Linked DNA regions of Homo sapiens: regions 2 and 3 are each linked to region 1. Evidence: chromatin loops called from intact Hi-C (ENCODE). Cell type or tissue: OCI-LY7. All regions are shown on one strand.

Region 1 (8,000 bases):
GTCACAGACAGAGGACACTGTAGGATGCCCTGCAGGACCACAGGACTGAGCTGACCAGAGGCAACGCAGGGGGCGTCGCCTCAAAGAAACTCACCAGAAGCATGAACCACATTAGGAACTTAGAAATCTCAGGCAGCAGTCCCGGGAAGCCTCCTGATGATGAGCATGAGGTCTGTGGAATATGCTGCAAATCGTGGTTTCCCAGGCAGAGACGAGACTGCAGACCCTTCAGGAGCCTGAAGTGCCTGAGGTCAGATCGCGTCCCAAGTACAACACAGGGACGCAGCTCCCCCTACATGGTGCTGTCATGAAGACTTAATAAATCCACACTGGCAAGTGCTTAGCACAGGGCCTGGCCCTCGGTAAGGGTTCGGTGCAACAGTGGTCATAACTACAAACAAACTACAGAGGTTGAAAATTCACGGACACAAACACCACCACTGGGCACCAGAGGAGGGAGAAACAAAGGCTGAGCCTCCAACCTACACAGCCCAAGCAAACCAAGACTTCATCAAAGCTTTTACTCTGACGTTGCTGCACTTAGCCACTTAAGGTTTTCATCATGTTTTATGCTCTTAGTCTCAGCAGTATCTCTTAGAAACTAGTATTTCCAACTGAAGTTGGACACCTTTCCCTTTCAAGCAAAATTAATAATTTGGCAAATTTATGTAAAGATAAGACTTTTAATAAAAGTATTTCTACTGACCAATCCATGTGTCCATCTACACGAGCCTAGAGAGAGAGGTCCTACAGTGGCAGCCACCTGCTTGTGCTTCTGGGTGGTGGGACTGAGTGACTTTAGAGCTTTCTGCTTTAAAAAACAAACCACGGATCAGTTTTACAAAAACAATGTCATTATGTTTTAGTTAGTTAGCACGAAGCACTCTTAGAAACAACCTCTAGCTTTGAAGCAATCAGCAAATGGCAGTGTAAGATGGCACACACAGCAGGTGGTCCGCAGCCTCTCTACAACTGGTGATGACAGCACCAGGTCCTCCTGTTTGGTTGACAGAAGTCACCCTCAGAATCCTCTTGGGAAAATCAGGGCACTAGCTGTCCATCTCTGGAGTCTCTGAATCATGTGGAGACTGGGCAGGCCCTCAGACAGCATCGGCATCTCTCCTGAGAAGACAGACATCACTTCTCTGGAACTCAGCATAATTGTTTTCTTTTTTTTTTCTTTTTTTGAGACGGAGTCTCGCTCTGTCACGCAGGCTGGAGTGCAGTAGTGTGATCTCGGCTCACTGCAACCTCCGCCTCCTGGATTCAAGAGATTCTCCTGCCTCAGCCTCCCAAGTAGCTGGGACTACAGGTGCGTGCCATCACGCCCGGATAATTTTTTGTATTTTTAGTAGAGATGGGGTTTTACTGTGTTAGCCAGGATGGTCTCGATCTCCTGAACTTGTGATCCGCCCTCCTTGGCCTCCCAAAGTGCTGGGATTACAGGCGTGAGCCATTGCACCCAGCCTGTTTTCCTCTTTATTAGCTTATCTCTTTGGACAATTCTCGCTTTGCTCTACATTTCCAGTGGCTAAAGAGACAGGCTACGGAGTGAGACTACCTGGACTCCAATGCCTGCTTTACACCTACCAGCTGTGTGACCCCAGGCCAGCTGTGCCGAGAACAGCCTCTCCCAGGAGGGTGGCAGGAGACACTGTATAAAGGGTGAGGGCTCAGTCAGGCCAGTGGTGATTACTACTGTGGCTAGGACTGTACACCACTCACCTGATGGCAGCAGAGGAAAAGCTGAGGTCCCCACCTATTAAGGGAGGCTCTGTGAACAGCAAGTCATCTTCCCCAACCACAGGCCTTGTTATTTTATTCTAAAACCAATCCTAAAACGCGCTTTTTACTCAACGAGTCTGCAAGCTTCAGTTCATTCCATGCTTTCATCTCCCTGAATAGTTCCCATAGATTCCTACCCTTTAGAGTGTGGTCTCGGTGCTCTATCCTTCCACCTGTCACACTCGTCCTTCAGCATGAACATCAGTCTCTTGTGAGTCAGAACCACAAACTCTAGATAGATTCACCTTTTGCTTTCTTCCATGAGGTAACTCATAATGACACTTTAGAATTCCTTTGCATTTCACAGGACATGCAAGGTATCCTTTTCTATATTTTTGGCCATCATTTCATCGTTGTCCTTCCATTTTTTAATAATGTTTTACATAAGTTTAGAGACGATGCCTATAACCAAAATACACTTTACTGTGTTGCGTCACTGGCCCATCTCTGCCCATTCACAGAGGTCTTGCGTGGCTCTTCACTCCAACATACCAGTGCCCTCTCTGTGGGGGAGGTGGGAAGAAGCCCAGGCTTGCATACCATGCAGACCTGCATCTGGGCACCAGTGCCTTTATTTTCTAGTAGCGCCTTGGGCAAGACGCTTGAATCACTTAATGCTTAATTTTTCTCTCTTCAAAATGAGTTATAGTCCAGGATTGCGAGACTGCAGGTCAAGCCCCCAGTGCAGCAGTGCTGACTGAGGCAGCTGCGCTGCCAGTCCTGCCTTGTCTTTCAACTGCCGTCAGATGAAACAGCGAGTAAACAGCTCATCAGATGCTCCACTCTTCATAGAATGCAACTTCTAAGAATACTCCAGGTGACAGAAATCCCGCTTCCACACTGCAGCCTCCCTCCAGGCCAGTTCTGGAACACCTCAAGAAAGCACGAACCTGAGCGTACTACTGCGCAGGACTGGCTTCCCTATGAAATCCTCAACACTCCGCAACCCCACAGCTATCAACTTTGTCCTGCGGTGGCTGTCAAAGCACCCCACCACATCTGAATCTAATCTCTTTAGGAAAACAAAGCAAAAGGCCCTGCACCAACATATTTGAACCATGTTTGTAGAATGAGTTGCTAGGTTCCATCCCCCGCATGTTAGCGACGTCTTGTTCACTGAACACTGTTAGGAGTAAAGTGCCCAGATGTCAGCCGTGAATTCACATTTCCAACTGCAGCACCTCTTGCCAGGTCACGTCAGACTGTCAAGGCTTCAGTTTTCTGTCTACAAAACAGGAGTAATATCACTCATTTCAAGGGTCAGCTCTGGGAACTAAAGGAGCAAACTCGTGCAGAGAGCTAAGCCAAAAGAGCCCCACACACGAGCCACAATGGTGCTCGTGACCAGGAAGACTGTTGAGAGAAGGAAGTGACCGTCTGCACCATCATTAACCTGCGTGCAAAAATGCTGAGACCTATCACCTGCATGCTGGACTGGAGACACTCCAGGTCATAACAGTTGCTCCATGTTGCTCTGTGCTGCGCTCTGCTATGAACCTATTTTATGCTTCATGTGCTATTAAAACAGCGGCTTTTTGAAAAGGATTTGCATTGGAAACTCAAACAATTTCTAGAGCTTTCACAGTGATAACTTGCTGAGTAACACAGCTTTTACTGTTGTATGAGTTTCAATTTATTTCAGCAACAGTTACTGAATCAAACACTGTTTCAAATAGAGCCTAAAGTTACTGCAGTTCAGAGCTGTCTAAATACATGGCCATTTAAATTTTAATTAAAAGTAAATAAAATTAAAATTCAGCTCCTCAGTTGCATTTGTCACATTTCAAGTGCTCAAAAGTCACATATGGCCAGTGGCTACTGTATTAGTGCAAAAATAGAATTATTCCATCTCCACAGGAAGTTCTACTGGACAGTGCTGTTCTAGTTGCCTACTTAATGTTCCCTGGCCCTTAATTTTGTTTTCCTTCACTATACACAGAACACTATGTTAGAAGCTGCAAAGAGTTCAGAAAACACTTCATCCACTCCTTCTACTATGTGCAAGAAATAAAAAAACCTTAACCAACTTTAAATGAGTTACACGGAGCAGCACATACAGCCCTGAGCAAATACATCAAGAGTACCCTTGCCTCTGGGGAGATGAGATTCTTATTTAAAGCTGTAGAACAGTGCTGATGTACCTTCAGAACAGTTAAAAAAAAAAAAAAAAAAAAACTAACAAATGCAAAACTAGAACAGACATTATTCATCATTAAGGCATTGTTAAAATGTTTTAAAAATAGAAAGGTATCTTTCAATTCACAACACCCCTCTAGCCCCCCACTCCCAAGACTCAGAATATTCAGTCTTTAGCAGTTTTCACTTTGGTCTGAAAGTGGAAGTTGTATTTTCAAAAACCAAGAAAAAGGCTTTTCCTGTCCAGCTGGCAAGAAGGACTTAATTTTTGGTTTCAATTTCCTTAAAGAGAGGAGAAAAGGGCAGCGGTGGCCTTTTTAATCTCTCGCATGACAACTCACAGAGTGCTTCCAAGTCTTTCATGTACTCTCTGAGGTGGGTGCCACAGGCTCTGCTTCACAGGGGGGGAAACTGAGGCTCAAGTTAGAAACCATGGCGAAACCAGCTAAAGCCAGACCTGTGAGTGTGTGACATGGGCTGATGGAGCTAGGCTCTCAAGAGCCAAGCACGTGGCTCCCGAAGCTGAGAAATGGACTCCACCGAGCAGGTCTGATGCAGAAACATCAAAATACATTCGACTTTTCATTTCCCTTAAACTACTACATCCTAGCCATTCCTTCAGATCGACAGGATTCCAGAAATGTTACAATGATCTGAAATCTCTTTCAAACGGAAAGACAGAAATCACCTAACACCCACATCCTAGCACTTGGGAAACTAACTCCAATCTGAAGCCACAGGAGAGCCTAACTGGTTATGCACGGCAGCTGATTTAGGAAAGAAAAGGATCACAAGCCCACAACAAAAAGGCATGTTGTTGATAATCAAAGACATTCTCTGCCAACAGGGACCCTCAGAGCTGCTCCCATCTCGCCCACCCTGTCAGCCAAGAGATGGATAAACTTCTGCAGAGATCCACCCCGCCCGGGCCCAGATGTGGCCCACCCCCTGGCTCACTGCCAGCAAATGCAGTGCACACCACCAGAGTCCAGGACACCAGGGACAGGCTCATAGGGCACTCTCTAGTGGCCCAATGGTGGACAACTCACCTCCATACTTCTCCAGGCTTTCTAACTTTTCATAGTTAGGTATTAATTTTTATAATAAGAAACAAAGAGCAGTTAAAACTAAATGGTGATGTTTTTCAAATACAGTATAGAATTTTCTTGAATGTTTTCTGCTTTTGCATTCTACATTGTAAAACAGAACACTAGTTTAGCCACTCTCCAGGAAGGAAAGCAGATAAACTGCAACAGACTTTATTTTTTAAAATTCTAAGACAAACAACAAAAGTTTCCCTTAGCATTTGGTTTATGAATACTCCGAAGACTTGCCATCCCCCACCTGCTCTCCTGAGTTGGCAGATCCTCCTCCTGCTCTTCTTTCTTGGGAGATACTTACTTAGTGGCTACCGTGTGCTTGGCACTAAGAATGCGGGCTACAATACAGCCCCTCCTTCCCTGAGGAGACTCAGGAGGGCAGTGGGATCAACTTAGTAATAGCAGCAACTCCACAAGAGCCAAACACTCAGGGGGCTCAGGAAGGGACAGAGGGAAGAACCGTGTGGGAGTTTTCTTGTGCCTCCTAAAGGAGGCACAGTGCTCTGAAGCCAAGGTTCTGGGGAAGCCAACATTGCTACGAACCTGGGCTTGCAGGACAAGTGTTCCCCACATCTTCTGCAAAGCAAAGATAGACTGCTATCAACTTAAGAGAACTGGGTTCCAGAGGTGACTCTTGGGTAAGTCATCAACCCCCACCTGCATAGGAAAGACCCCTTTCCTAAACTAGCCAATGCAGGACACCTCGTGAACAGGACTTTTCAATCACTGTATTTTCATATATTCACACGGCTTTCCTGCAAACTTTTATTTATTTATTTATTTATTTATTTATTTATTTATTTATTTATTTTGAGACAGAGTCTCGCTCTGTCACCAGGCTAGAGTGCTGTGGTGCGATCTCGGCTCACTGCAACCTCCAACTCTCCAGTTCAAAGGATTCTCCTGCCTCTGCCTCCCGAGTAGTCCTGCAAACTTTTCTTAAATGACATATTTTAAAGAATGTTCATCTGAGTGCAGCACAGAAAGGTTCTCCTGGTTATAGTGGCTGCCTGAGTTCAGTAGTAACCACCAAGCCAGAGGACGGAACTGGCAATCTGCAAGAGTCATTGCGATGGGCTGGAGTCCAGTCAGGGGAAAAGTGTTGGACAAGAAGAACCACAACCTGCTCATCAACGGATTCTATGCCAGGGGAAGTCTACCCACAGAAGAACCTCCTCCCCTCAAGGTCCTACACCCTACTCCTTGGAACCTGTGGCTCTGATGAGGTTATCACACCATGATCATGTTGTACTACTACATGACCTTCAGGTAGGCAGGTTATCTGCAGGAGCCTGACTCAATAACACAAGCCCATAGAAACAGGGGGCTTCCTCCAGCTGGCGGAAAACATCAGAGAAATTCAAAGTACCTTGCTTTGCAGATGGAATGCAGGTGGCCTTAAGAAGCTGACAGCGCCCTACCCAATTCCCCTGCTGGCAGCTAGCAAGCAATCAAGGACTTCCATCCTGCAAGGAACTGAATTCTGACAATAACAGGAATGTGCTGGTAAGAGGACCCTGAGTGCCAGCTGAGAACACAGCTGGCCAACACCTTGACTTCAGCCTTGCAAAAGCCTAAGCAGAGAACCCAGCCCCGCCATCCCTGATCTGACACACAAAATCCTTAAGACCATAAGTGAGTGTTCTTCTAAGCCTCTGAGTTTATGTTAATTTGCTACACAGCAACAGAGAACTACCACAACATAGAAATCTCAAAAATAGGATGCTGACGAGTGTGCATCCCCAGTGTTGGGAGAAAAGGCATCCTGGCCACCTCACTCAGGCACATGTTCCCAACAGGTCAGGTAACTTGGACACCTGTCAGCGCTGACTGAGACCACCTGCCTGCCCTCCCTGAGGTGCTTCTCAAGGCAGGTTCAGAGTGGCAGCTTTCGAAGAGGGCGAGGCTTGCCATCCAATTCACTGCAGAGAAGACAAAGCACTGACAAGCCAGCCACACCTCCTAGAAAGGGCCTCTTCATGGCAGCACTGCGGCTTCTTCAATCTTCTGCAAGTCTGGGTGGTCTGACTCTGCCACCCCTCTGTACCTTTAGTCCAAATTCTGGTTGCATCCTCAAAAATCAAGTTTCTGAATTTGAATATCAAGGTTTGCTGTTTTTTTTTCTTAACCTTTACTCCACAACTACAAAATCAGATCCTAAACCATATGACCTAACTGAGGCATAAAAAGTTCTTATTTTCCAAGGATAACTATTAACTCTTCTTCCACAGGACGCTTACATGAATCCATTTAAAATGAGGACAAAATCTCATATTAAATAGTGACCAAAGAACGTTTGAGACTTTACCTTGAGACACAAATCTTAGAACTTTTTACTTTAAAATATTTACTTAAAATTACTTTGAAAAATTATGTCACAAACATGCATTAAATATTTCTGAGAAAAAGCAAATGACACTGTTGTTCCATCACACGCTCACAGCAGCAAGACAGACAGAACCCACTTTGCTCCATTCTGACTTCCACAGCACGAGCATTAAGCCTTTTTTTTTTTTTCCTGCGAAAAGATTGGAGGCCTCTCATTCCCAGCCAGTTTAATACTCCGACCCTCCTTTTCCAGAGTCTGTCATGCCCTCCTGGGCAGCCCCTTCTCCAAGTGTCAGCTGTCCTGACCTGGCCAGTCCTCATCTATCAGTGACCAGACATATGGTGCAAGCAGGTCTCCAGCAAAACTTTCCTCAACTCCAGCACAGCCAGTGTCTTGCACTCGATTTTCAATTTCACCTTGTGGAGCTTGGCCATGGAACAAAAGACAGGAACAAGTGATGCTATTACTAAATGGAAGGAGTGTTGGAAGAGTTAATTGATGAAATTAACTCCTCTTCCTCCTCCAACAGTGCAGGAGCAAGTATCTGCTTAGTGTGATCATACATACACGCTTCTCTTCACAAGCTTATACCTCTGGGACTCGGAGAGTGAAACTCAGAAAGCAAGGTCCACACGTGCCACCGCCACCCT
Region 2 (8,000 bases), 970 kb after region 1:
CTCCCGTCCATTCTCACACCCAGATGCACCAATGGGCACCTGCAGTGATTACCGTGAGGAACAGACCAGTTCATTTCTAGCCCCAAAGTCTCTGCCCACAAGCTCAATGGTGCATGAATACATTTTTATTTTAGTTTGGGGCAGAATGTATTGACATCTTTAGGAATTATTTGCATACCACACATTCTTAACATTGTCTAAGACAATTGATGAACATTTATTTAAAATAGTTCTTATTCCAAATATTGCTACTGTTATTGTTCATAAAAGTGTGACTTGAACTGACATACAGAGTAGATTTTGAGTATCTACAAGTTTTGCCACAATGAATGCTATGAACGTCACAGACTTTCCTAAGGTTAAGAGATACTTCAAATCCTATGTTCATGGAGGTTCTGAAAACAAGAGAGAAAGGCAATCCAGTACAAAGGATGAGGCCACCGAAATGCCAGAGCATTTGTTGTTATTTCACTTCTGAACTTGATGACAAGGGAGGACCTCCACCCAAGGAAACACCAGGACTCAGGCCCAACCCACATCACTCATCTTGAAAATGGAGAGTCTGTGAACATTTGAATAAAAAGATTAGCATTATAACAGCAGGGAGAAATCTCAACAGGGAAATACTCTATTTATAAGCTGAGTAGAAAATATAAATATTTCATCCTCATTTTAATGTCTCAAGTGAATGCTAATTTCCATAAATATCCCAGTGTCCTTTCAATTTTCTAACATTTACTCATTCTGTGATGTAAACAGTCTTAACACAAAGACAGGAAGCTTTCACTATGATCATTTAAAGAAGAAATACTCACTTTTCTCCTGGCATGATCTTCTCCAGTTTAACTTGAACGGGAGGAAGTTCAGGAAAACAGAGACTGTTCCTTCCTTGTAATACCTATTCAGTTTCCGGCTGGGTGCGGTGGCTCACGCCTGTAATCCCAGCACTTTGGGAGGCCGAGGCGGGTGGATCATGAGGTCAAGAGATCAAGACCATCCTGGATAACACAGTGAAACCCTGTCTCTACTAAAAATACAAACAATTAGCCGGGCATGGTGGCGGGTGCCTGAGTAGTTCCAGCTACTCGGGAGGCTGAGGCAGGAGAATCACTTGAACCTGGGAGGTGGAGGTTGCCATGAGCCGAGATTGCGCCACTGCACTCCAGCCTGGCGACAGAGTGAGACTCCATCTCAAAAACAAAACAAAACAAAACAAAAAACATATTCAGTTTCCAATGAAACTGGAAATCACTAATCACACCTATTTTTTTTTCTGCTTACAGTAGCAAACCAAACTTTCAAGTCACTGAGACAGAATGAGTCTTGTTTTTCTTAACATGTAAGTGAAGCAAACAACCAGATGAACAATTTAATTATAATTGAAGTACAGGTGCAAATGTAAGGCAGGATCCCCCAGGGCTGTCTCTATTGGGTTCAATTTCTAAAACTGATCATCTGGCTGACTCTGGCTAAGGCTGTTGCTGTTAGATGTCAGGACAGGGACCTCTGGAAAGTTAGCTTGGAATTACCTAGTTTCAAGCATGTCTTGTAAGCACCAAAGAAAGGAAGTGATTGGTCAGAAAAACACATTGAGTCAGGTGCCTTCCCCATGGGATTCTCCTTGTTCTACTTCAGGTAAAGACGAGTAGTGAATTTACAAAAATGTATTACAAGAGCATAACCTCACTAAAATGGGATACGCATTCCTGTGAAGCAGAAATGGGACCCAAACACACTGTGTTTAGTAGAGTCAAGACTCAGACCTCAGAATCAGATGGGAGACCCATTCCTGCTGAGCAGCATAGACTGGAGGAGACCTCTGTGAGCAGGGACCAGTGAGGCTCACTTACCATCGTGTGTCCCTGCAGCGACAGGGCTGAAGAGCTGATATGAACCGAGTTCTGAACTAGGCCTTAATGGGCCCCTGAAGCCTTAGTAGCACTGTAGTCTCCTTTCTCCAAGGAAGATGTGTCCCAAAGCCCCCAGTGAACACTGAAACCACAGGTTGCACCAAACCTTCTATGTACTATGTTTTCTCTTATATATGTACCTATGGTAAAGTTTAATTTATAAACTAGGCACAGAAAGAGTTAACAGCAATAACTAATAATACAACAATTATGATAATATGCCAGCATCACTACCTTTGCATTTTGGGGCCGTTCTTAAGTAAAACAAGGGTGACTTGAATATAAGGACTGTGATACCACAACAGTCAATCTGATAACTGAGATGGCTGCTATGTGACTACCAGGCAGGGAGTGTAGACAGTGTGGATCCACTGGACATAGGGAGGATTTTTGTCCTGGGCAGGATGAGAAGGATGGTGAGAGATTTCATCATGCTATTCAGAAAGAATTTAAAACTTATGATTGTTTATTTCTGGAATTTTTTATTTAATATTTCTGGGCCACCGTAGACCTATAAACAAAAAATAAAACTTTAAGGCCCCCAATCATCTGAGTGGACCTCTCCTCTTGGCCAAGGGCATTCCAGAGTTAACCTGAAAATCTAGTTCAGGCCATGATGGAAGAGGGGGTTGGACCTAACCTCATTCTACCCTTCCAGCATGAACATCAACACAGACTTTAAGTCTGATAAGAAACATGTACAACCTATTCTCTCTGAAGCCTGCTACCTGGAGGCTTCATCTGCATGATAAAACCTTGGTCTCCACAACCCCTTATCTTAACCCAGACATTCTGTTCTACTGATAATAACTCTTTCAACCAATTGCCAATTAAAATATGCTTACATCTATCTACGACCTGGAAGTCCCCCCTCCCACCTTCGAGTTGTCCCGCCCTTCCAGATCAAATCAGTGTAAATCTTACATGTATTGATTGATGTATTATGTCTCCCTAAAATGTATAAAAGCAAGCTGTACCCCAAACACCTTGGACACATGTTATCAGGACCTCCTGAGGCTGAGTCACTGGTGCGTCCTTAACCTTGGCAAAATAAACTTTCTAAATTGACTGAGATATGACTGAGTTATTTTGGGTTCACAGACCAAAGGTAACTGAAAACACAGAAGTGAAACTGCAAATAAGTGGGTGCTATTATATCTGTGTGCAGACAGGGAGGGGAAAATTAAGCACAGGTGAACATACACATGAAACAACTTGAGACAAGCCTGGAAACTAAAATTCCAAAGCACGTGAAGAAAGACAGTCCCAGTGATGGAAGTCTGAGCTCCACAAACTCACTAAAGAAAGCATTCATCCCAAAGAAAGTGCAAGTGAGAGAGCAGTCTTCCAAAAGAGAGAGTGGCATCCAAAGAGACAAAATAAGAGCAATAGAACAGAAAGCGAACACAAACCAAGTAGAAAGAGACTATTTAAAGAGCCAGTTAGAAAGTATAAAAAAATAAATTTCAACAGGGTAATTAATGTGTAATAAGAATAAGGTGTTAGGGAATTAAAATGTTGTGGTGGCAAATATCCAAGTCTCATGGCCCCAAGTATGTTACCAGTGGAAGGTATCCAAGTAACCGGCGGTGAGTCTGTAGAGCTCTGCAGCAACCTTAGTTCTTGCCTCCTCAAAAGAAAGAATTCAACTGAGGGGCATAAGGCAGAAGAGGAGACCGGGACAAGTTTCAGAGCAGGAGTGGAAGTTTATTTAAAAAGGCTTTAGAACAGGGAAGAAAACAAAGTACGCTTGGAAGAGTCCCAAGTGGGCACTGAGGTCAGGTGCAGTGTTTAACCTTGACCCCAGGACTTTGTAGGCTTGCCCCTTTCCCATGATTCTTCCCTCAGGGGGGGCATTATTTCCCAGATGCACGGTGTCCTCCTTAGCCTTGGGAAGTGAGCACAGGCAGTGTGTTTAAGAAGCTGTGCACATGCCGGTCTGAGGCTTTCTTCCCTTTTCCTGTGGAGTGCCCCGAGTGGGTCATACTCCGCCATTTTGTCTCTTCATGCACATGCCCAGGAAGTTACTTCTCCCAGGCGCCTGCATTCAATGAACACTTTACTGCAACAGCTGTGGGGTATCAGTAAATGGCCTCTCCCTGGCACACGCTGACAATTTATCACTTTTAGAGAGGCAAAGTGATCATTGTCGAACCATCACCTGACATTCCTAGTGGATGAGGGAGGGCCCTTTCCTGGCCTGCTCATGCTTGTCTAAATACCTGTAACAAAAGACAGCACCAGAGTACTCAACCTGAATTACAGAGAAATTTAGAACAAAGAAAACATAAAAATGATCGTAAAAGAGTAAGGATAAATTGAGAAGCTCCGACATTCACCTGGAGTTGGAGTTAGATGGAATGGTGAACAGGCAACATTTGAAGAGATAGTGGCTTAGAATATCCCTGAAGTAAAAAGAGACATAACTTCACAGGTGTTTCCTGGGTGTATGTGCAACAGGGTAAACTTTCAAAGTCTGTATCTAGTTACGTCATAATGAAACTGAAGAATATCAGGGGTAGAAAGAAACTTATAAAAGTTTCCAGGAGATAGAAAAAAAAACAGTTAACCCACAGAAGACTGATAATTTCTTAACTAAATATTAAAATTAACCGCTGCCTAGAAAAATCCATTAAAGGATTAAGTATATCAATTAAAAGATTTAGTTCATGCAGATAGCATAATTATTCATAATACAAATTGAAGCATCCCGTTCAAAAAAGGTAATTCCAGGCACAACCATAAACAAGAGTTTATGGTTATAATAAGAACCATAAACTCTTATCACTAGAGTATATCTTTGAGTTCTGTTCAACCTCTTCCTCTGTCTACACTTTAAAAGTCTGCAAATCTTTGGATTTGCACATGAATAACCCTCAGATCTGCCCTTTCAGTCCTGCTGCCTTTCTCCCCACGCAAATACCTGTGACCATCTCCTCCACTTCGATACTCAGCCCCACTCAAGGAACTCTTCAAGCAGTAGGATAACATCATGTGAGGTGCCTTTTTTTCTTATCTTGGTGAATGCTATCTGCACCCATTGCACAGTACTAACACACTATCTTATGATTTATCTACATGGTGCAGCAGTATGTTCCTTCAGTGTAAAGCAAAACATAATTTTTATCTGATATTGTATTTTGCAAGCAAAGCCTCAAATAGTTCATTAATTGTTAAATAATTATGTAGATGGCTTGAAGATCATTTTATAACGTGCACAAATGTTTTGCAAATTTTCCTTTATAAGTTTAAATGTTTTTTAATGATATTGGGAGGAATCAGTGGGCATTTCTGTCGGGCTGGGGACATTACAATTTTCCCAATGTAAAATAACAAAACGTAGTCTTCTGCTTTCGGAAAATTCAGAATTAGTTTAGATTTGTGTAATGAAAGTTACTTGGATTTGCAATGCAGTCATTATTGCAGTCACAACTGATTTTTCACCTTCTGGTTTAAGATCTTGTTATGCAACAATACAAGAAACTCATCTACAGAAAGCTCTGCAATGAAACCCGTATTGTAAGAGGGATTCGGTGACCCAACAGAGTGGGACTAGCACACCCGTTGCTTCGGGTCTGACCCTACCTGCCTCTTCATCTGTGCACCATTCCTCTCCCACCCCTAGGACCAGTTCATGCAACTTGAGTTTGTCTGATCAGTCATGATTTTAAGTAGGATGAGAGTTAGGTCCTGCATGTGAGGATTCAGTATTGAATTATACTTGCAGCTTGGACTAGCATGAGGGTTCTAGGTCCTTTGTTCCCTTGACAATGTTGAATTTTACCTGAGCCTTGTGATCCTGAACAATAGTGATAATTGAAGAAACCCTCCCACCCTCTTTTGTCCTGGGAAACAGTTTATTGCAAAGAATCACTCTTCTCTGTGTAACGTATACAAGACTCACAGTTGCTCCCCTGTATACCTACGGAAAAAACAGACACAGATCCTTCAAATTCCCATTCCTTGCCTCTTAAATAATGAGCTGAACTCTTTGCACTCACTCACCAATCTGAGGAAAATACCTGATCCACCAAACTTCTCTCCTTCTCCAAGGTCTCTATACTTCAATTTATCCTCCATCTGAACCAGCAGACAATCTCTCCTTAACCACCTCTCTCAGGAATCAGTTAGAGAAAAACACTCCCTGATGGATTGTGCCATCACACCACCTACTCTCCTAAAGCCAGCTCTTTCTAGCCTAATTCACTTCTTTCTATAAAAGAAGAGTCTTTTCTGCTGACCTCTGAGACAAGTGCACATGTTATGGCCAGAGCACACTCCCTACATCAGTAGTTCCCCTCCCTTCATTGAAACAGTCCCTTTGGATAAAAAGTCTTTCTTTATCTAGTTCCAGGTTTGTTCTTATTTGACACCATGTACTTAAATCTTTATATCTGAGTTCCTGGATCTAGGCTTTTATTTCTGAAATACCCCCAGGGTCAAAAATCATGTCTTTAAATTCTGAGCTTGGGAGCCAGCACTCATTCCTCTAACACCTAACAGTGAGGTCAGACACTGCCTCAGCTTGGGAAAACTGTAGTCCCTGTTTCCTGTCAGCCTCTGACTCCACGGGATGCTGCTACCTTACTTAATTCCTATAGTCTCAGTGTATTCTTCATCATGTGATAAATACTTATTAAGTCACGCAGGTGAATTCACTAGGCTAACCTAGGCTTCCTCCTGAATCTTGTCGCTGTGGGCTTTCCTACAGTGTCTACCTCAGCCCAGTGAGTGGGTATGACCTCATATTCTAGCTTCTCAGAGTCTTCTCAATTCCCCTGTATCTCAAAATTTGAAAAAAAAAATCATCGCAGCACTTCTATTTTAAAATAATGAGGGAGTACTGGGGAAGAATTTTTACAAAACTCATGGAAGCCAAGACATTTTATAGGGTTTATAACATTAAAACAAACTGTAAACAACATAATTGCCCTTCTTTAAAGAACTGTGTTTAAAAATTTCATCTATGTATATGACAAACCATTATAAAACATTTAAACAAGCAATCCAGATCTTTAAAAATCAATACAGTTAGATCTCAGAAAATATGCTGAGTTTAAACATTTTGGATTAAATTTCTCTAAGGATTACAAATATCAATTTCCAGTAGAATGGCCTATCTTCAGATATCAAACTATTCAGCAAGTAAGATATTTTGGCAGCAACTTTTCACAAAGATTTACATTTTGGAATAACTTAAAATGAACTGTGATTATCTCTATATTAGGATGTTCACTGCTTTCTACCATAGCAACCATCTCCTAAATAATCTCTGCATGCTTGGAATTTATGCATAAACTTTGCTGAAATAATTTAATTTGGAAATATAAGGCCCTCCCTGAAGTAATTTGGCACTCATGAGACATTGGCTGTTTTTCCTGGAAAATTTTTCTGATAACTAACATTAATGTAAGCTTGTGTGGCTAGATGATACCTCATCTTATACACACATATGTCAACCACAGGATTGCAGACGCAGAACTACAGGGTACAGTACTCAATAATAGCCCAATGGAATCAAAGTATCCTTGTCTCTTAGCTAGAATTGTTCTCATGCAGATTCAGCTGTTTAAGAAATATGGTTATTATACACTAGAAACTTTCAGAAGACTGCTTCCTGCCCTTCCTCTGTCACCTCAGTAAGAGCAAGTCCTCTCCAAGTTGTCCTCCATGAAAAAAGGTGTGGAGAGAGGAGAGAGCACAGATGCATGTGAGATTTGGTTGGATCAAGTTGTACCTATACCACCTTCAAGCTTTTGACCATGGCCAAGTCACCTAAACACTGGTTCTCATCTCCTTCACTGGTGAAATCATCTAAGTCTCTCTTTATAAAATTGTTATTCTGCAGTGAGATAACACATGCCAATGCACTTGGGAGGCTGAAAGCATGACTCAGTGAAAGTCACCACCAAAAACAGAGAAAACTTCCATGCCAGCTTTGATTTCAATCCCCGTGTTTCAGATAACAAGTGCCACCAACTCAAATATAATTTCAGTTAAGAGCCCCTTATACAACTGTGGTAATTTCCTTCTGCACATAAAATGCACATTATTTTATAAACCCAGAGTAAACTGCTATTAAAGACTTAA
Region 3 (8,000 bases), 71 kb after region 1:
CCACATGAACCAGGAGGGGTGATGCTCCTGTGCTGCTCTGTCACCACTGGCTGTACGTCACCCCTTGAAGGGTGGCAGTTCCTAGGAGTAGATCTCTGGTCTTCTCTTATTTACAACCTCATTTAAACAAATTAATGCGCATCTATGTTTCCCCCACAGCAGAATTCCTGCAGGCTCATCAATCAGCATTGCTCGGTCAGTCCTTCCTCCTCGGTTCTTGACAAGAGTCTCCCGTGGCCGCCTGCATGGTTCTCCCCAGAATCCCACGGTATCCCCAGTTTTCTCTCCTATTCTTACGAATCCGCAGGGATTTTTCATCACTTAAAGGAGAGTTGTTAGTATCACATCAATTAATTCCATCAAGAAAAGGCAAAAGGCCAAAACAGTGTTTTATAAAAGAAATATTGATAAAAAGAGGTTAACTTGATGGTTCTGATATACTTTTTTAAAATGGGAAAGACAGATGCTGCTTAGTGCTGGCATTCAGTTCAATATTAAATCAATGTACACGTGGGGCATCATTATTATCTGAGTCATCACCAGTGACATTGAATACTTTTTCACAGTTAGAAAAAGGACATGGAAAACCTTCTGGTCTATAGCAAGGGTTTCAAGATTTCTTCCTTCTGATTTTGCCACTGTAATCAGCTTTTATTTTTTTTTCCTAAGCAAAGCAGTTCATACCAAGTTTTATAATACGTTTTGTAAGTCATTTATTGGATCCATACATTTATAGTTGATTTGCTACCTTTTTGGGATTTTAGTATTTCACCCCTAGGTAATTTGGCTTCCAATATGAGATTCTAGAAAGGAATCATGTTGTCTAAATAACATGGTTACTTTATGTTTCTTCCAGGAGACAAGCTCCCTTTATTGCTTAGATTGGAAGAAAACTAGTACTTGTGTTCATCTAAGCTAAATATTTAATTCCATTTATAAGATCTTAAAATCTGGCTGGGCATAGTGGCTCACACCTATAATCCCAGCACTTTGGGAGGCCAAGGTGGGTGGATCACTTCAGGCCAGGGGTTCAAGACCAGCCTGGCCAACATGGTGAAACCCCATCTCTACTGAAAATACAAAAATTAACCAGGTAAGATGGCGCAAGCCTGTAATCCCAGCTACTCTGAGGTTGAGGCACAAGAATTGCTTGAGCCTGGGAGGCACACGTTGCCATGAGCCAAGATCACGCCACTGCACTCCAGCCTGGATGACAGGCTGCCTCAAGAAAAAACAAACAAACAAACAAAAAAAAAACTTAAAATCTTTCTATAAAATATTTTAGATTAACCACTTTTGCTGTTTTGAAAAACCTTTTGTTAGAAATTTGCTGGGCATGGTGGCTCACACCTGTAATCCCACCACTTTGGGAGGCTGAGGCGGGTGAATCACCTGAGGTCAGGAGTCCAAGACCAGTCTGGCCAACATGATGAAACCCTGTCTTTACTAAAAAAAATAAAAAAAATTAGTTGGGCATAGTGGCATGCACCTATAGTCCCAGCTACTCGGGAGGCTGAGGCAGGAGAATCTCTTGAACTCAGGAGGCAGAGGTTGCAGTGAGCCGAGATTGCACCTCTGCACTCCAGCCTGGGCGATAGAGAAACTCCATCTCAAAAAAAAAAATATATTATTATTATTTGCTTATTACTTCATGGTAACTACAGTAGGCATAATTACTTATTTATGTAATTTCACGTCTGTTTCCTCACAAAAACAATAAACTCTAGGCAATAAATATAACACACAAAAGGTAACCTAGATTGTCTTCCACTTGGCATATTTTTTCCTTTTCAAATCCTTCTGTTTAATTGTAGAGAAGTCAAGAGGTCTGTCTACAATTGATTGGTGTTTGGAATCTCTGACCAGCTTCACAGTCACCTCTACGTGATGCGAACCATCTGCGGAGCTACTTTAAACAGGAGGGTTCTTCTGTTGTTGTTCACCATAGAGGTGAGTCCCATGAGACTCTCTGGCAAACATTTAAAATCTGTATCTTTAGTTAAAAAGAAAAAAAGAAAGAAATTCCCCTTCCTCTTATTCCTTGTTACCACTTGCGGAAGCTCAGCTTGGTGAGGTGGTGGAAATCACCGCTCTGCCATTCACTGCGTCTAGATGTCTTGGGCCAGCTGTGTAACTCTTCTGACCTTTCACATCTTAGGGACATCCTTTCTGCCTCAGAGAACATGGGGAGGCATAAATCGTGTGATCTGCACAGGAACTCAAAAGCCTGTTCTTCCTCTTGACAGGTAGGGCAGAAGAAAATAAAGTAGTCAAAAAGCAGGTAAACCAAGAAGATATTTGGGGGTAGTGTACAACAGTTTAGTACCAAAGAATTTAGTCTAGCATTTCATGGAGGCACAGACTCTGGAGCTAGAAAAGGATCTTGAAACGCCTTCTCAGCCAACCCTCCTTTTGTAGAGGAGGGACAGGTGTCTCACTGTAACGATCCTCAGGTATGATGAAACCTTGGAATAAAATTCTAATTCACCAACAAAAAACATGGCTGAGAAATGTGAAAGGGATCTCTCAGCAACAAAGTACTATCCAAGTGTTAGTTTATTTCTATGATTATAAATTAATACACATGGAGAAAAAGCACAATGCAATGTAAGGTCACTTTATGTAGCTTAAGGTGAAGCACTGCAGGGTAGTTTGCAAATCTGACAGACTGACTTCAGACTTTTAGCATGCTACCATTGTAAGCAACACCTCAGTATGGTTTAATATCTAAATGCTAGGATAGACTAAACAAATATATAGAAGAACCTTTCTTATATATAAGATCCCTGAGTTTTTTTTTTTTTTTTTTTTGAGACAGAGTCTCACTCTGTCACCCAGGCTGGAACGCAGTGGCACAATCATGGCTTACTGCAGCCTTGATCTCCTGGCCTCAGGTGATCCTCCCACCTCAGTGCCTCTGAGTAAGCTGGGACCATGGTGCGTGTCACCATGCCCAGCTACGTTTTTGTATTTTTTGTAGAGCTGGAGTTTCGCCATGTTGCCCAGGCTGGTCTTGAACTCCTGGATTCAAGTCATCTGCCCACCTCAGCCTCCCAAAGTGCTAGGATTACAGTGTGAGCCACTGCACCCAGCCAGAGTGTTAATTTTTAATGCTCTTGCAAATATTTTTGATGGCTGTTTTATTTTCATTTTTGCTTAGAACTTAAAAAGTTATAATTAGAGGTTGAAAATGTACATTAATTCACATTAACTGATACAAATAAAAAAATTCAACAACTTCATAGACCTAAAAGTTGATTCAAGTTCATAGAATCACAGAAGCTGCACTGTAGGAAGCTAACCCAGTCTGGGTTTTCCTCATGTCATGGAAGGAACCGCAGGAGATTATGTGGTCAATGAGTGGCCAAAGGGTCTCAATCTTTAGTCCCTGCTCATTCTGCTACAGCCCACTGCTATTTTTGGGTTCTTGGCCTGACCAGGCACCTGTGCTTCAGTGCCTGCCCGTGCGGGGGAAGGTGCCCAGCACCTGCGTCACCTCTCTGCCCCCAGCTGTGCTGAGACAGCTGGGCTCTCCCATGGGACTCCGGGGTGCTGCTGCTTTCTCTGTTGTCTTTGTTCTCACAGGAAGCTTGGACTTTCTCATTAGAAACCACTGGGACATCAATATAAAAGCAATGATGTGAACAAGGCGGAGTTCACTGCTGTGGACACTCACCTATTAGAAAACGGGGATCTGTTACCCAGTCATCAGCATACACTGCACAATGGCTCAAGTATCTGCTTTGCAAATAGCCGTTACAGGTACAGAACATAATCGCCATTGTACACGCCAACAGTGGCATAGGCTTTCCTCCTCGCATCAGAAATGGGTAAATTAAGCACCTTAGGAAACAAGAAACAGGCACAATTTTTTAAAAAATTAAAGATAATCATTTCTGTAATCCTATCTTAAATGATTTGGGTTTTAAATCTTACTTTCTTGTACAAATGTCATCCTCAGTAACATTTATACTAATTTATTATATCTAAGCTAAAAGTGGATTTTGATTTTAATTTTATTTTTTGAGACAGGTTCTTGCTGTGTTGCCCAGGCTGCAGTACAGTGGCTTGATCATGGCTCACTGCGGCCTTGAGCTCCAGGGCTTAAGCGATCTTCCTGTCCCAGCCTCTCGAGTAGCTGGGACTACAAGCATGTGCCACCACACTTATTATTATTATTATTATTATTTTGTAGAGACCAAGTCTCAATCTGTTGCTCAGGCTGGTCTCAAACTTCGACCTCAAGTGATCTTCCTGCCTTGTTGTCCCAAAATGTTGGGATTATAGGCGTGAGCCACTGTATCCAGCCAAAAAGCAGATTTTTCAATAAAGCATTACCACGTTTCAATCATGTTTACCACAGTGTACAAACTCCAGATTCTACTTACATGCAATATAAAACAGAATACACTGAATTTGAGAAAACTAGGGGCTTCAAGAGGCTCTCAAGATTTCCACTATCCTAAAACCATTAACTAGTCCTAGTCTAAGTAATAAGATTTGGAACACATCATCACATCATCCATCACCATTGCAATGGCTTCCATTCACTGAGCACTTTCACCTGCTAGCCCCACCCCCAATTCCCCCAGCAACTCCTTGCCCCCAGCTCAGCTAACCAGGCAGAGGCACTCTTATCCACATTTGATAGAGGATAAAATTAAGACTCAGAGTGGTAAAGTAAGTTGCTCAAGGCCACAAGCTAGTGAGTGGCTGAGCTTAAATGTAAATCGGGGCAATTGAAAGATCATGTTCATTCTCAGTAAACTATCACAAGAACAAAAAACCAAACACCGCATATTCTCACTCATAGGTGGGAATTGAACAATGAGATCACATGGACACAGGAAGGGGAACATCACACTCTGGGGACTGTTGTGGGGTGGGGGGGAGGGGGGAGGGATAGCATTGGGAGATATACCTAATGCTAGATGACGAGTTAGTGGGTGCAGCACACCAGCATGGCACATGTATACATATGTAACTAACCTGCACAATGTGCACATGTACCCTAAAACTTAAAGTATAATTAAAAAAAAAAAAAGAAAGATCACGTTCTGTTGTACCACACTGGCTTAGGTGCATTTTACTAAAGGTTTAAGGAGTTAAAATAAAAGGACAAGAAATTAGAAAATTATAAAGAGAATGCAAAATGTTATTCTCTGTTTGAATTTTCTTTTTAATATAAGTGTATAACACATTGAAAGAGGGGACATCACTACATATCCTACAGACCTTAAGAGGATAATAAGGAACTCTTTTTTTTTTTTTTTCAAGACAGGGTCTTGCTCTGTCACTCAGGCTAGAGTGCAGTGGGGCAATCATGGCTCACTGCAGCCTCAACATCCTAGGCTCAAGTGATCCTCCTGCCTCAGCTTCCTGAGTAGCTGGGACCTCAGGCACACACCACCACACCTGGTTAATTTAAAAACTTTTTTTTGTAGAGACAGGGTCTCTCTATGTCTGATCTCTAGTCTGGTCTTGAACTCCTGGGCTCACGTGATCCACTCAGATAATAAGGAACTATTATGAACAACCTTATACCAATAAATTTAACAACTTGATGAAATAGACAAAGTCCTTGAAAGACACAGATGACCAAAACTGACCCGAGAAGAAAGAAAGACAACATGAATAGCACTGTTACCAATGAAATAAATCCAATTTAGACTTATGAAATTCTAGAAAAGGCAAAATGAGACTCAGGGGAGAGGATTAACCACAAAGATTAACTTTCCCTTTTTGGGCAATATTACTGCTCTCTATATATTAATAGATTGTGAAGGGTGGGCGGGCAAGATGGCTGAATAGGAACAGCTCCGGTCTTGCAGCTCCCAGCGAGATCGACACAGAAGGTGGGTGATTCCTGCATTTCCAACTGAGGTAACTGGCTTATCTCACTGGGACTGGTTGGACAGTGGGTGCAGCCCACGGAGGGCGAGCCGAAGCAGGGTGGGGCATCGCCTCACCCAGGAAGTGCAAGGGGTCAAGGGATTTCCCTTTCCTAGCCAAGGGAAGCCATGAGAGACTGTACCAGGAGGAACGGTGCATTCTGGCCCAGACACTGCGCTTTTCTCATAGTCTTCGCAACCAGCAGACCATTCTCTCCAGTGCCTGGCTCAGTGGGTCCCATGCCGATGGAGCCCAGAAAGCTAAGATCCACTGGCTTGAAATTCTCGCTGCTCCAGAGCAGTTTGAGGTTGACCTGGGATGCTAGAGCTTGGTGGGGGGAGGGGCATCCACCACTGCTGAGGCTTAAGTAGACGGTTTTACCCTCATAGTGTAAACAAAGCCCCAGGAAGTTCGAACTGGGCAGAGCCAACCGCAGCTCCCTGGGACAGAGCACCTGGGGGAGGGGGCGGCTCTGGGCGCAGCTTCAGCAGACTTAAACGTCTCTGCCTGACAGCTCTGAAGAGAGCAGCGGTTCTCCCAGCACACAGTTCGAGCTCTGATAAGGGACAACCTCCTCAAGTGGGTCCCTGACCCCCTGTGTATCCACACTGGAAGACTCCTCCCAGTAGGGGCCGACAGACACCTCATACTGGAGAGCTCTGGCTGGCATCTGGCGGGTGCCCCTCTGGGATGAAGCTTCCAGAGGTAGGAACAGGCAGCAATGTTTGTTGTTCTGCAGCCTCCACTGGTGATACCCAGGCAAACAGGGTCTGGAGCGGACCTCCAGCAAACTCAGGCAGACCTGCAGCAGAGGGGCCTGTTAGAAGGAAAACTAACAAACCGAAAAAAAATAGTATCGATATCGCCAACATCAAAGACCAAAGGCAGATAAATCCACAAAGATGGGGAAAAACCAGTGCAAAAAGGCTGAAAATTCAAAAAGCCAGAATGCCTCTTCTCCTCCAAAGGATCACAACTCCTTGCCAGCAAGGGAACAAAACTGGATAGAGAATTAGTTTGACAAATTGACAGAAGTAGGCTTCAGAAGGCGGGTAATAACAAACTCCTCTGAGCCAAAGGAGCATGTTCTAACCCAATGCAAGGAAGATAAGAACCTGGAAAAAAGGTTAGAGGAATTGCTAACTAGAATAACCTGCTTAGAGAAGAACAGGTGAAGACATGATGCAGCTGAAAAACACAGCACAAGAACTTCGTGAAGCATACACAAGTATCAATAGCCAAATCAATCAAGTGGCAAAAGGATATCAGTCATTGAAGATCAACTCAATGAAATAAAGCGAGAAGACTTAGAGTGAAAAGAAACAAAGCCTCCAAGAAATATGGTACTATGTGAAAAGACCAAATCTACGTTTGACTCTTGTACCTGAAAGTGACGGGGAGAATGGAACCAAGTTGGAAAACACTCTTCAGGATATTATCCAGGAGAACTTCCCCAACCTAGCAAGGCAGGCCAACATTCAAATTCAGGAAATACAGAGAACACCACAAAGATACTCCTCGAGGAGAGCAACCCCAAGACACATAATTGTCAGATTCACCAAGGTTGAAATGAAGGAAAAAATGTTAAGGGCAGCCAGAGAGAAAGGGCTGGTTACCCATAAAGGGAAGCCCATCAGACTAACAGCAGATCTCTTGGCAGAAACCCTACAAGCCAGAAGAGAGTGGGGGCCAATATTCAACATTCTGAAAGAAAAGAATTTTCTTTTCTTTCATATCTGGAATTTCATATCCAGCCAAACTAAGCTTCATAAGTGAAGGAGAAATAAAATCCTTTACAGACAAGCAAATGCTGAGAGATTTTGTCACCATCAGGACTGCCTTACAAGAGCTCCTGAAGGAAGCACTAAACATGGAAAGGAACAACCGGTACCAGCCACTGCAAAAATATACCAAATTGTAAAGATCATTGACACTATGAAGAAACTGCATAAACTAACAGGCAAAATAACCAGCTAGCATCATAATGAAAGGATCAGATTCACAGATAACAATACTAACCTTAAATGTAAACAGGCTAAATGCCCCAATTAAAAGACACAGACTGGCAAACTGGATAAAGAGACAAGACCCATCGGTGTGCTGTATTC

What was found. Hi-C counts contacts between places; a loop is a spot of excess contacts. Peaks named below come from ENCODE experiments on the same cell type or tissue, not always from the same donor. Only the 100,000 strongest peaks of a DNase experiment are listed, where the experiment ranks them.
Region 2: it touches region 1 in a loop (5-fold over the local background); 2 of 110 quality-filtered maps call a loop at or near these places.
Region 3: it touches region 1 in a loop (3-fold over the local background); 3 of 110 quality-filtered maps call a loop at or near these places.

What each region holds. Positions count from the first base shown.
Region 1 is chr5:6,718,508-6,726,507 of GRCh38, reverse strand. All of the region lies in intron 1 of TENT4A (terminal nucleotidyltransferase 4A), which reads right to left. Among named protein-coding and RNA genes, the nearest start is that of TENT4A, 9.1 kb to the right of the region's middle. RefSeq lists enhancers at 1-396, 4,779-4,828. In OCI-LY7, a CTCF peak has its summit at 4,929 (motif pointing left); DNase peaks (open chromatin) are centred at 4,177 and 6,387; H3K4me3 peaks cover 1,571 bases; H3K27ac peaks cover 1,366 bases.
Region 2 is chr5:5,748,062-5,756,061 of GRCh38, reverse strand. No RefSeq gene overlaps it. Among named protein-coding and RNA genes, the nearest start is that of ICE1, 330 kb to the right of the region's middle. RefSeq lists enhancers at 2,992-3,131, 3,282-3,341. In OCI-LY7, no CTCF peak of the experiment used is centred here; DNase peaks (open chromatin) are centred at 21, 3,031 and 4,361; H3K4me3 peaks cover 3,828 bases; H3K27ac peaks cover 5,002 bases.
Region 3 is chr5:6,647,685-6,655,684 of GRCh38, reverse strand. SRD5A1 (steroid 5 alpha-reductase 1) reads right to left here. Exons shown (of 5, transcript NM_001047.4): 2 at 3,677-3,843. Among named protein-coding and RNA genes, the nearest start is that of SRD5A1, 18 kb to the right of the region's middle. RefSeq lists enhancers at 5,462-6,153, 6,154-6,847. In OCI-LY7, no CTCF peak of the experiment used is centred here; a DNase peak (open chromatin) is centred at 3,514; H3K4me3 peaks cover 1,637 bases; H3K27ac peaks cover 1,867 bases.